2 separate regions of the Homo sapiens genome follow, and region 2 is linked to region 1. Evidence: read pairs that join two places in POLR2A ChIA-PET (ENCODE). Cell type or tissue: OCI-LY7. All regions are shown on one strand. Each heading gives the region's core, and the rest is flanking DNA. Links, peaks and the distances in the headings are about the cores only. Region 1 has its middle 14 kb from the start of CBFA2T2. Region 2 overlaps SNTA1 (syntrophin alpha 1).

The links. Peaks named below come from ENCODE experiments on the same cell type or tissue, not always from the same donor. Only the 100,000 strongest peaks of a DNase experiment are listed, where the experiment ranks them.
Region 2: POLR2A ChIA-PET joins it to region 1 with 7 read pairs; 7 of 35 experiments call an interaction of 5 or more read pairs at or near these places.

What each region holds. Positions count from the first base shown.
Region 1 is chr20:33,474,672-33,477,577 of GRCh38, reverse strand. No RefSeq gene overlaps it. Among named protein-coding and RNA genes, the nearest start is that of CBFA2T2, 14 kb to the left of the region's middle. RefSeq lists an enhancer at 1-487. In OCI-LY7, for the core only: no CTCF peak of the experiment used is centred there; DNase peaks (open chromatin) are centred at 1,407 and 1,952; H3K4me3 peaks cover 1,216 bases; H3K27ac peaks cover 1,643 bases.
Region 2 is chr20:33,421,604-33,424,509 of GRCh38, reverse strand. All of the region lies in intron 2 of SNTA1 (syntrophin alpha 1), which reads left to right. Among named protein-coding and RNA genes, the nearest start is that of SNTA1, 21 kb to the left of the region's middle. RefSeq lists an enhancer at 1-2,692. In OCI-LY7, for the core only: no CTCF peak of the experiment used is centred there; no DNase peak of the experiment used is centred there.

The DNA.
Region 1 (2,906 bases), core at 254-2,753:
TTACAACACCAACAATTGAGCCTATCCCCTCGGTGCCCCAGGGCACAGCTCCACACCTGTTCTCCAGCCTCCATCCCAGGTGCAGGCCCTGCAGAGAACAAAAGAACACCTTCGCACCAAGGTCATTGCAAGTACAAACTATGGAGGGTTAGGAACTATTTGCAGTTTCAGCCACCCACTGGGGGTTTTGGAATCTATGCCCAGAGGATACAGTGGGGGTGGGGTGGGGCAGATTACTGTGCCTCGATGGGCCTTGTTGGGGGTGAGGGGAAGAAAGGCTGCAGAGAAGAGAGCCCTATTCTGAAAAGGGAGAAAAACTCTGGAGAATTAGAGGGTTTGAATCAGCACTATCCCAGAGAACATTCTGCAGTGATCTGTGCAGCTCAGTATGATAGCCACCGCACATGGCTGTCGAGCACTTCAAATTTGGCTGGTGCAACTGAGGAACTAAAGTACCAATTTTATTTAATTTTAATTAATTGAAATTTAAATAGCCTAGTGGCCACCCAATGGACAGCACATGTTTCCTTTCCTTTTATTTTATTTTATTTATTTCGCTCTGTTGCCCAAGCAGGAGTGTAGTGGCTTGATTTCGGCTCACCACAATCTCCGCCTCCCGGGTTCAAGCGATTCTTCTGCCTCAGCCTCCCTATTAGCTGGGACTACAGGCTCGCGCTACCATGCCCGGCTAATTTTTCTTTGTTTGTTTGATTTTCTTTTTTTTTTTTTGAGACGGAGTTTCACTCTTGCTGCCCAGGTTGGAGTGCAATGGCACGATCTCAGCTCACTGCAACCTCTGCCTCCCAGGTTCAAGCGATTCTCCTGCCTCAACCTCCCAAGTAGCTGGAATTACAGGCGCCCGCCACCACGTCCGGCTAATTTTTTGTGTTTTTAGTAGAGACGGGGTTTCACCATGTTAGCCAGGCTGGTCTCGAACTCCTGACCTCGTGATCCACCTGCCTCAGCCTCCCAAAGTGCTGGGATTATAGGTGTGAGCCACTGTGACCGGCCAAATTTTTGTATTTTTAGTAGAGACGGGATTTCACTATGTTGGCCAGGCTGATCTCGAACTCCTTACCCCGTGATCCGCCCACTTCGGCCTCCCAAAGTGCTAGGATTACAAGCATGAGCCACTGCGCCAGGCCAGCACAGGTTTTAACAGTTAACTCTGGAGGATGTTTAGATAATAACAGCTCTTGTTTGTTGAACACCCACTTTATTCCAGGCACATCACACACATCTTACTCCTCGCAACCACTGTATAGGAAAGTGTTGCCTCCGTTTTACAGATAAGGAACAGTGGTGAAGCCACTGAGCAAAGTCCCAGAATGAGGAAGTGCTGAAGGCTGAAAGGGAACACCCAAAATCACATTTTATAACCCCACTCAAATAAATAAGCCCCAAGGACCAGGCTGGCTTTGTGGCAGTCTAGCTCTACACAAATGAATGGGGTGTGCAAATTGCTAAAAGATGCAAATCAGCCTCCGATTTGGGGGACAAAAGCTCAGACCCTCTGGTCACACCCTGAGTCTTTCTGGGCTGTGGGCGGATGGGGGCAGAGGCTGAGTGACAGGGAGGGACCTGGGAGGAGGGGGTATTGGGGTGGGGGTGGGGCTGGCCAGCTGGTGTCGGAGACCCAGGACATCAGCTGGCTGGCGGGCTGGCAGGCTCAGACAATGGGCGGGGGGCCTGGTTGGAACCCTCCTCCCTCTGTGCCTGGCCCTCTCTGCACCCTGGCCAGCTGCCATGACCACCTCTGGTCTGAGCCAGGGATCGTGGGGAGGAGGAGAGCATTGAGGGGGTTGAGGGGAGAGTGAAGGATGCTGGGGTGGACCGTCTGGAATGACCTAGGGTGGGAACGGGTTTGCAGAACAGGGGAGGTTAGGAAGGTCTCCTTGGTGCCAGACATTGCACAAGAGGATTTGCATGCGTCCTTCCGTTTGCTCCTCTCAAAGTCCCCCTGGTAATAGTAATAATAATTATTACCAACAATAGCAATCCGGTAGCTCATGCTGAGCCCACCTGGCTGGAGCTCAAGGTGTTATCTCAGTTAATCCTCACGACCGCCTTGGGAGTCAAGGACTTTTATTAGACCCTTTACCAAACCAGGCGCTCCAGGCTCAGAGCAGTTAAGGGACTTGTCTAACATCTCAGGGGTGGGAAAAAAAGGGTCTCTCTTCCACCTGAGGCTCTCACCCTTACTTTAAACTGAACACTTAATCTCTGGGATTGGGAGACTTTTCCCCAACCGATAAAGATATGTGAAATTCAAACTTTAGTGTAATTAGGAGAGTTTTGTTGAAACACAGCCACCCGTGTCGTGTCGTTATGTATTGTCTGTTTGCTCAAATTGTGCATGGCTGATTGCTGTGACAGCATCAGGAGCCACAGGTCTCAGCGCCAGTATGGTATATGGTTTAGTCTGTTTCTCTCTCTTTTTTTTTTTTTTTTGAGATACGGTCTCGCCCTGTCACCCAGGCTGGAGTGCAGCGGCACGATCTCAGCTCACCACAACCTCCGCCTCCCAGCTTCAAGTGATTCTCCACTTCAGCCTCTCGAGTAGCTGGGATTACAGGTGCACATCACCATGCTTGGCCCCATTTTTTAATTTTTGATACAGATGGGGTTTCACTATGTTGGCCAGGCTGGTCTTGAGCTCCTGACCTCAGGTGATCTGCCCGTGTCAGCCTCCCAAAGTGCTGGGATTACAGGCTTGAACCACCGCACACGGTCTGCCTATCCCTTCTCTAGTTGGCCTCTTACCCAGGAGCTGGCTCTGGAGGGGCAGCTGGAATCCAAACTCTCAGTTCCCCGAAGGTCCTCCTCCCTCTGGCATCCCCTGATCCTTGGCAGCTCTTATGCCCAGCAGGTCTTTTTGCATCCTGCTTGCAAGAATGTGATGTGGT
Region 2 (2,906 bases), core at 88-2,587, 53 kb after region 1:
TCAAGACAGGGTCTCCCTATGTCACCCAGGCTGGTTTCAAACTCCTGGGCTCAAGCAATCCTCCCACCTAAGGCTTCCAAAGTCCTGGGATTACAGGTGTGAGCCACTGTGCCTGGCCCAGATTTCTTTTACTGCTTACTTGGTATATGTCAAGTACTATTTTCTTTTTTTTTCTTTCTTTCTTTTTTTTTTTTTGAGATGGCGTTTCACTCTTGTTGCCCAGGCTGGAGTGCAATGGTACAATCTTGGCTCACTGCAACCTCTGCCTCCCACGTTCAAGCCACTCTCCTGCCTCAGCCTCCCAAGTAGTTGGGATTACAGGCATGCGCAACCACATCCAGCTAATTTTGTATTTTTAGTAGAGACAGGGTTTCACCATGTTGGTCAGGCTGGTCTCCAACTCCCGACCTCAGGTGATCCACTCGCCTCGGCCTCCCAAAGTGTTGGGAATACAGGTGTGAGCCACCGCGCCCGGCCGTCAGGTACTATTCTTGATGGTGAGGATACCCTAGTGAACTGGAAAACAGGGCAGCCCCTGCTCTCCGGGAACTGACATTCTGGTTAGGGGAGAAAGGCCATGGGCTAGTAAACAAATGGCTCTATCATCTAATTTCAAGCAGCGGTAAGTAAATGACCACCCACTGAACAGACAAGGAACAGCTTGAGCTTAGAGGACAGGCTTCCCTTCAGCCAGGACATTCAGTCACAGACATTTATTAAGCACTGGGATAAGTACTGGAGATCCTGTTGCCCAAACAGATGTGTTCCCTTCTCTCAGCAACGCATATGTGACCCCCAGTCCACTTATACTGGGCCTGATGAGTGATCCTGCCCTGTTTCTCTTCCATGTGTTTCCAGTGGAATCTATTCCTGGCTCTTTGGGGCCAGAGCCAGATCCTGGCTTCCCTCCTTGGCAGAGCTGGAGCTCCCTGGAAATTGGGGCCTCTGTTTATAGGTGCCTCAGCTTCCCTGAGGAGGAAGGGCCCATGTGTCACTGCTTATCAGGCTCCCAGGCCAGGGGCTTGGCTGGGGAGGGTGGGGGCACTGGCCGGGCCTATCTTTGGAGTCTCGAGAATGCTGGCCACAGGGCTGTGGTCGTGCCCTCAGCTCTCTAGGCCATAGGCTTTGGCAGCCCCACCCTGCCTTGTCGGGTGACTCAGGCAGAAATCAGAGAGGGGAGGAGGCCTCAGAGTTGGGCTATTTATGGCCACACTCCGGGGCCCCCAGGACCCCACCCCCACTCTGGGACAGGCCACTTGGTTTGTGAAATGCAAGCCCTGATTCTGGCATCAGCTGGTATGCTGTCCATTTATAGCATGTTCCTGTGGGAAAGGAGGGGGACCCAGATCTGGGATGGCTGGGCGAGCAGGGGATCTGGCAGTTTCTCTGGCTTCAAAGTTGACAAATGTTCATTTGCTGAGCATGTAGCGTATGAGATCTCTGCTGGATTCTGGGGACACAGAGAAGAGTCAGACCAGGTCCCTGCCCTCAAAGTGCTCTCAGCCTAGTTGGGGACACAGACCCTACACAGACAATCACAGGGGAGTGAGGCGTAGGGGACTGCGGAGGTGATGGGTGTGATGGATCCAGACTGAGCATCTGATCACCTCTTCTGAGGTGACCTCTGAGCTGGGCCTGTCTCCTGGGCTATGGCACCTCTTCCCTCCTGCTAAATGAGCCTGTCCTGCCCTGGCATTCATTTTTCCATTCACAGAACACTGATTCTGGGTTGGTTGGTTTGTTTGAAATGGGTCTTGCTCTGTTATCCAGGCTGACTATAGCCTCAACCTTCTGGGCTCAAGCAAGCCTCCCACCTTAGCCTCCCATCTCACCCTCCCAAGTACCTAGGACTACAGATGCACACCACCATGCCCAGCTAGTTTTTTGTATTTTTGGTAGAGACAGGGTTTTGCCATGTTGCCCAGGCTGCTCTCAAACTCCTAGGCTCAAGCGATCTGCCTGCCTCAGCCTCCCCAAGTGCTGGGACTACAGGCGTGAGCTACTGCCCAGCCAACTCTGGGTTTGAAGAGCAAGCCCAGTTTCTTTCTTTTTCTTTTCTTTTTTTTTTTTTGAGACAGAGTCTTGCTCTGTCGCCCAGGCTGGAGTGCAATGGCACGATCTCAGCTCACTGCAACTTCCACCTCCTGGGTTCAAGCGATTCTCCTGCCTCAGCCTCCTGAGTAGCTGGGACTATAGGTGCACGCCACCATGCCCGGCTAATTTTTGTAATTTTAGTAGAGACGAGGTTTCACCACGTTGGCCAAGATGGTCTCGATCTCCTGACCTCGTGATCCACCCGCCTCGGCCTCCCAAGTGCTGGGATTACAGGCGTGAGGCACTGTGCCCGGCAATTTCTTTTAGGAGTTCCCAGTTTTGTGGAGGAGACAACCCTAACACACAGAATCGGAGACCTAGGAAGTATGGGCAAGAAAGGCTGATAAGTGAGAAACACCTGCTTCTTGAGTCCTTAATACTCACCACATGCCTTACAACATTTTATTTAATCCTGACATCTCTCTGAGGCAGACTTTTTTTTTTTTTTTTTTTTTTTTGGAGACAGGGTCTTGCTCTGTCGCCCAGGCTGGAGTGCAGTGGCATAATCTTGGCTTACTGCAACCTCTGCCTCCTGGGCTCAAGCAATCCTCCCACCTCAGCCTCCCGAGTAGCTGGGACTACAGGCGCACACTACCATGCCTGGCTAATGTTTTGTGTTTTTGGTAGAGACAAGGTTTTGCTATGTTGCCCAACCTGGTCTTGAACTCCTGGGCTCAAGCAGTCTGCCTGCCTCGGGCTCCCAAAGTGCTGGGATTACAGGCGTGAGCCACCATGTCTGGCTGTAGTTATTAATCTTTTATTTTTATTATTTTATTATTTTTTATTTTTATTATTATTTTTTTGAGACGGAG